2 separate regions of the Homo sapiens genome follow, and region 1 is linked to region 2. The links are chromatin contacts, found by Hi-C or POLR2A ChIA-PET in ENCODE. All regions are on one chromosome and are shown on one strand. The core of a region is the stretch at or near the end of the contact, and the rest is flanking DNA. Distances in the headings are between cores, read along the strand shown.

Region 1 (2,700 bases), core at 100-2,599, 51 kb after region 2:
GATTATGCAGGAAATTTGATACACCAGTTACCCCCCTTCTTTGGTCTCTCTTCAGTGGTTCAGGGTCAAGAAAATAATTTTTTTTTACAATGTTTATCCAGAAATAATTTGACAAAGTGTTAGTTCTAGAACCTAAAGAAAGCAGTATGTTCTTTGAGCTGCAAGTGTAGCAGGCAGTGATGCCAGAGGATTCTGAATCCTTTGTTCTCCTCAGAAGCTGAGGGGGTGCATTCCCAGACTGCCCCAGCCTACGCCATTCTCTCCCCTGATTGTGTCCTACATTCCCCTATTCTTAGTTTGCAATTGGTTGTCTCCTGTCAGGTTCCAATCCCTAGGTGCTTTGTCTTTTTCTTCCTCGGTCCCCTCCATTAGATCTCAGTAAACAAGTGCCCAAGAAGCACTTCCTGACCAGTCACTTTGCAGTGGAAGATAGCCTAAGTACAAATCCCTCAGGCAAATGTAAACAACCAGGTGTTTGTAGCCAGACTCCATGCAGGGAGATGTTTTATGGATAGAATATCCCAGCAACTATACTACTTTCTATATCTTATTTGTAAGGAATAACTAGGGAGGTTGTTGAGGAATGACATGGATCTAGAGTGGAAAATCACTACTTCTAGTAACTCCTCCTTTTAGAACTAGTAGATTCTAGTTCTGCCTCAGCTGCCTTCCAGTTAGGTGACCTTGGGTGTCATCCTCAAGTCCCAGTTTCTCACCTGTTAAGTGGGAGCACTGGTATCCATTCCACAAATCCCATGCCAGCCCTGGGCTGAAGAGTGTGAATGCCAAGAGCTACAAATGAGAAGCCAAGAGTGTTGATGGTACCTTTATGGCGATTAATGCAAGACACATCCCAAGTACATTTGGGGCTCTCATTTAACCATTTTCTCTTGGCCTGTAAAGAGTACTGGAAAGGCACAACTTTACTTATGCTTGTATTTATTTATCTGTTTGCTTTTTATCACAGCTACCAAAATCCCTACAGTCATCAAGGCCTGGCACTGCGTCATACAGAAGTTTCATGTGTGGACTTTCCCAGTGAGAGTGATTTCAGGATCTGCTTGAGGGGCTTTACTTACCTCTTTGCTGGGCTCAGCCCTGCTATGAATATAGAAGGAGAATTCATCCTAGATGACCAGGCTGAATGATATTTGTTCACTACCCCCTGGAGTGTCACGAGGTTTAAAGTTTTTGGAGTGTCCTGGTGCTCCGGAGCTGGGAAAGCCATCAGTGATTGTTTTTCCTGGGGATGAGACAGCATGGGCTTCATCCCTACAGTGCAGGGGTGGATAACTTGGCACCTCACCATCCCTAACACCCAGAGGTGCCTTTTTGTGTCAACTAGGGAGCTGGCAATCTAGCACTGGCCAGACTCCAGACTTCTTGTGAAACTCCTGGATTTTGTTTGTTTTGTTTTCTTTCCTTAGCCTTAGATTCATGCCATATTTTTATGATCATTATGCCAGGGCTTTGTCTTTGGAGCAATCTTCCTTTCCTCTGTGCACTCTCTTGCACAGCCTATTCCTGTACCAGGGTATCCCCAGCGCCACCCTGCATGGCCCTAGCCCCATGGATCAGATGGCCCCTTCCCAGCCTTCTCACTGCCCTGTTACCTCCTCGATATTCCTGTCCATCCTCCCTCCCCCTAATTGTTAGAGGTGAGCTGGCCCTAGGTGTGAACAAGGGGATCGGCTTAATTCCTTTTGGTACAGCTCTTTTAAAGAGACCCCCTGCTCGGGGGTTTTGTGAGGATGAAATGATTAAAAACATGTTTTCTATAATTACCATTGTGAACTTATAATAACAGTAGGTGTTACTAAACATCCACAGAGACACAGAACATTGGGGACAAAGAGATCGTTGTGTAAAGAAATGACTCAAATTATATACTGTAAGTAGAGTGTGTGTGTGTGTGTGTGTGTGTGTGTGTGTGTGTGTGTGTGTTGTGGGTAGGGACATGCCCCAGGGGGAGCGACCTCTTTTGGGCAACGCTTTGCAGCCCTGCCTGCAACCCTAGGCCTTGTCATGATAGCAGCAGCTCATTTCTTATTGAGCTTTGCAGTTGATGTGTAATCAGGCTTCACAGTTTATCAAGTACCAACTTTCAAATATCTTACTTATTTTTACTTTATCTATATTTTTAGAAGTTTAAATCAGGGTAGTCCTGTTTAATTATACAAACTCATCATCAGCTTCAAAGTTAAGTCTTATCATGAATCAAATACTTTCTTTAAAAAAACTTTCCGGCTGGGCGCGGTGGCTCACGCTTGTAATCCCATCACTTTGGGAGGCTGAGGAGGGCGAATCACGAGGTCAGGAGATCGAGACCATCCTGGCTAACACGGTGAAACCCCGTCTCTAATAAAAATACAAAAAAATCAGCCGGGCATGGTGGTGGGCGCCTGTAGTCCCAGCTACTCAGGAGGCTGAGGCAGGAGAATGGCGTGAACCCGGAAAGCGGAGCTTGCAGTGAGCCGAGATCACGCCACTGCACTCCAGCCTGGGCAACAGAGCGAGACTCTGTCTCAAAAAACAAAAAAAAAACTTTCCAATCCTGAGATTCTGCTGACACCGAGGCTTTGCTAGGTTCAGTGGCCTGTCTGCAGTCACCCTATAGATGGGTGACAATGAAGCTGGGAGTGGAATCCTGCCTTTTAAGGCAAATCTGGGTCTCTCTCTCTGCCTGCCCTCTGAAGGTGA
Region 2 (2,879 bases), core at 339-2,838:
TACACTTCTGCAACACAAGAGGGGTAAAATTCCAGCCCACCTGAGGAAATTCAAACACGTGGTTTAAGAGCTTATAAATGAAGGCAGAAGATTTTAGTTCAAAGAAAGAAATGGTTATGGCTAGTAAAGCCAAAATGGGATCTTAATTCAGGATTAATTGATTAAATACTTAACTAATTAATCTTCTAACTGGCTTCTGTTGCAATCAGGGTTCAGTTTTTAGACATGACCCCTGCATGTGAAAGTGAATATCTGCAGCTCGAATGTGTGCAGTGGGACAGGCATGGCCCCGAAACCAGACAGGGCAATTCAGATCTGAGGCTAAATGAAAGAGGTAGGTGACAGCAGGTTTCAGCTTCCCAAATTTCTTTTCATCCATTTCTTTTATATCATAAATTTGAGAAAAAATTGATCTGTTCATTTAGTAAGCCCATTTAGAAATAAGCTCAAATTATTACTTCCATGCCAGAAACTTGAGGCTGGGGTTACTATTATTTTTGAGCTTGGAAATTGCCATTCATTCTGCTGCAAATGAATTAGACTATATATATATTTTAAACCCATTAAAATCAACATATATTAAAAATATTCCTAACTCCTGTCTTTATTCTTGTTCTTATGTCTCACACAATGGTCCTACTTGAATGCCTTAGAGACAATGGAGTCTCTGGCATCTCTCAGGTCTCTCCTTGACATCAAGAGCAGAGCAAACATGCTGAAGGACGTGGACCCCATGTGAACCATAGCCTTCCTCCCTGTGGCTTTGGCCTGGTACAGTCCAAAATGCCAGCCGCTCAAAAACCCACCCACTCACACGGGCCTTGTTTTCAGCAAATCTTCAAGTCTGGATGGAGGAAACGCTTTACCCTTAATACGTTCTTAAGCCATGCATAACTCTAAGCCTGTTTTAACCATGTGCTTCTAATTAATTTTTACTTAATTCTTCAGTGTTTCCTTTATTTTTGTTTTTTATAAGAAGCAGCCACATGATGAGTAAGCCTGGAGAATAAGCTTTCTGAAGAGGTTTTCTTGACAATAAAAACAATATGTTTATTGAAAGGTCAAACTAATGGCCAAGGCCAATGGAGTCTCCAGGTTGGGTTGTAAGGTGTGAACTGTAGGTAGAGTGCTGAGGAGATGCTTCATTTGGACTCCCCGGTGCCTTGAAGCTGTAGAGTAACCATCTCCGTTTGGCCTCGTTCTCAAATTCTACTACCTCCCTGCAGGGCTGTTGTGCTGTGTGTAGCAATACCTTTTGTGGTTTGCTTCCAAAGTTCTTCATTCAATACCTCATCTTTGCCTCTGCAGTGGTGTCATTCTTTTTCACTTCTTTCTTCCTCTTCCCCTTTTTCCTTTTCATTTGGGGGAAAGCATTTATGAAAAGAGGTCAAGTAACTTGGCCAAAGTTCTGATGGTGCTGGAAATAGAACTCTGGACTGTTGACCCCCACGTCCTAAGCCCAAAGATGAGACCACCCAGTGGGATCCTGGGCTGTCTCCAGAGCAGCTTCCCAGAACTGGGCTCTTGGCAGAGTTTGCCTTTTAGAATACAGAGAATTAATGCACAGAAGGGGATTTCCCTTTCTTCCTGCCACCCTCCCTCCTCCCACTTCCAATCAAGAGAAAAGCCTGTCCAAGTGTAGGAAAGGGAATTATATTGGGTAACTGTGGGTAGCAGAAAGAACTAAGAACCTTATTGCAATGAAGTTGCAAGTCCAGACGTTGGTTCCAACCTGATCCCCTCCCCCACCTCCAGGCAAAAGAAAAGTTAAAACAAATACTGGAGATAGGGGAGATTATTTTAGGACTCTGGCAAGCACAGCAGTTCCCTTGCATTGCTGGCAGGTACCCAAGTTTATCTGTGTTTATGGGGATCTGCAGTGTTGATCTGTGGTGCATGGAAGCGTGCAGGTCCGTATACTCCATAGTCAATTACGTTTCCTGCTCATCCAAAATTTCAGGGCAAGATAATCGACTGGGAGAAGGAAAGGAGGGGGCTTTTGATTAATCTGAAGGACTTGAACAAATGTTCTATTACCTTTTTTGGTCCTGGGTGCCGTGCAGACCTCTGTCAATTCTGAAGGAAGACTTCAGTGAGGCCTAGTACTTTCTCAATCCAGTAAGAGAAAAAGCCCTGTGGCCACTTGAGGGTTGGTTCTACTCTCTTCTTTTTTCCCAGTCTGCAGACCTTCTATTTCCCTTTGGGTTAGATCGGAGAGATTCCTAGAGAATTAATGGGGACACGGAGACAGAGAGAGATAGTTGAGGGAAGCATGATAAACAAATCACAGTAAGACAAAGGAAGAACCTGGGGTGTTTCTAACCAGTGAGAAATCTTCATGGTGGAATTTCAGACCTTAGGATGGCCTAATAGGCAGGGTACATGTTGGTTAGGGTGACTAGCATATCTTGGGCCTCTTGAATCATGCTTCATAGGTGCCTCTTCCACTCACATTCAAATTCCTAATTGTGGGACAAAAGAAAAAGTCTGGGCCGGGCACGGAGGCTCATGCCTGTAATCCTAGCACTTTGGGAGGCCAAGGTGGGAGGATTGCCTGAGCTCAGGGGTTCGAGACCAGCCTGGGCAACACGGTGAAACCCCATCTCTACTAAAATACAAAAAAATTAGCCGGGCATGATGGCGTGTGCCAGTAGTCCCAGCTACTCAGGAGGCTGAGGCAAGAGAATCGCTTGAACCTGGGAGGTGGAGGTTGCAGTGAGCTGAGATCAGGCCACTGCACTCCAGCCTGGGCAACAGAGTGAAACTCAGTCTAAAAAAAAAAAAATAAGTAACTTCCTGTGGGCAAATTTGGAAAAATGGCACGGTCATGTTCTACTTTGGTCTTTGCGTTTGCTTCCCGTAGAAATGTACTTTTTCTA

Evidence for each region. A loop is a pair of places that touch in the nucleus more often than their neighbours do. ChIA-PET counts read pairs that join two places held with the same protein, here RNA polymerase II (POLR2A). Pooled maps may share reads with other maps.
Region 1: a map of endothelial cell of hepatic sinusoid shows a loop between it and region 2 (5-fold over the local background). The contact joins two enhancer-like sites. A Hi-C loop is called at or near these places in 6 of 168 maps with a recorded cell type or tissue (astrocyte of the cerebellum, cardiac septum, endothelial cell of hepatic sinusoid and 3 more) and 4 of 50 pooled maps. POLR2A ChIA-PET finds 5 or more read pairs at or near these places in 4 of 52 experiments (AG04450, BJ, RWPE1 and 1 more).

What each region holds. Positions count from the first base shown.
Region 1 is chr2:45,815,167-45,817,866 of GRCh38, forward strand. The region is part of intron 1 of PRKCE (protein kinase C epsilon); the gene reads left to right. Among named protein-coding and RNA genes, the nearest start is that of PRKCE-AS1, 140 kb to the left of the region's middle. Within about 2 kb of position 1,350, at least 3 of the 41 ENCODE cell types and tissues checked have a DNase peak (open chromatin) inside an H3K27ac peak, as active enhancers do.
Region 2 is chr2:45,764,268-45,767,146 of GRCh38, forward strand. All of the region lies in intron 1 of PRKCE (protein kinase C epsilon), which reads left to right. Among named protein-coding and RNA genes, the nearest start is that of PRKCE-AS1, 90 kb to the left of the region's middle. Within about 2 kb of position 1,589, at least 3 of the 41 ENCODE cell types and tissues checked have a DNase peak (open chromatin) inside an H3K27ac peak, as active enhancers do.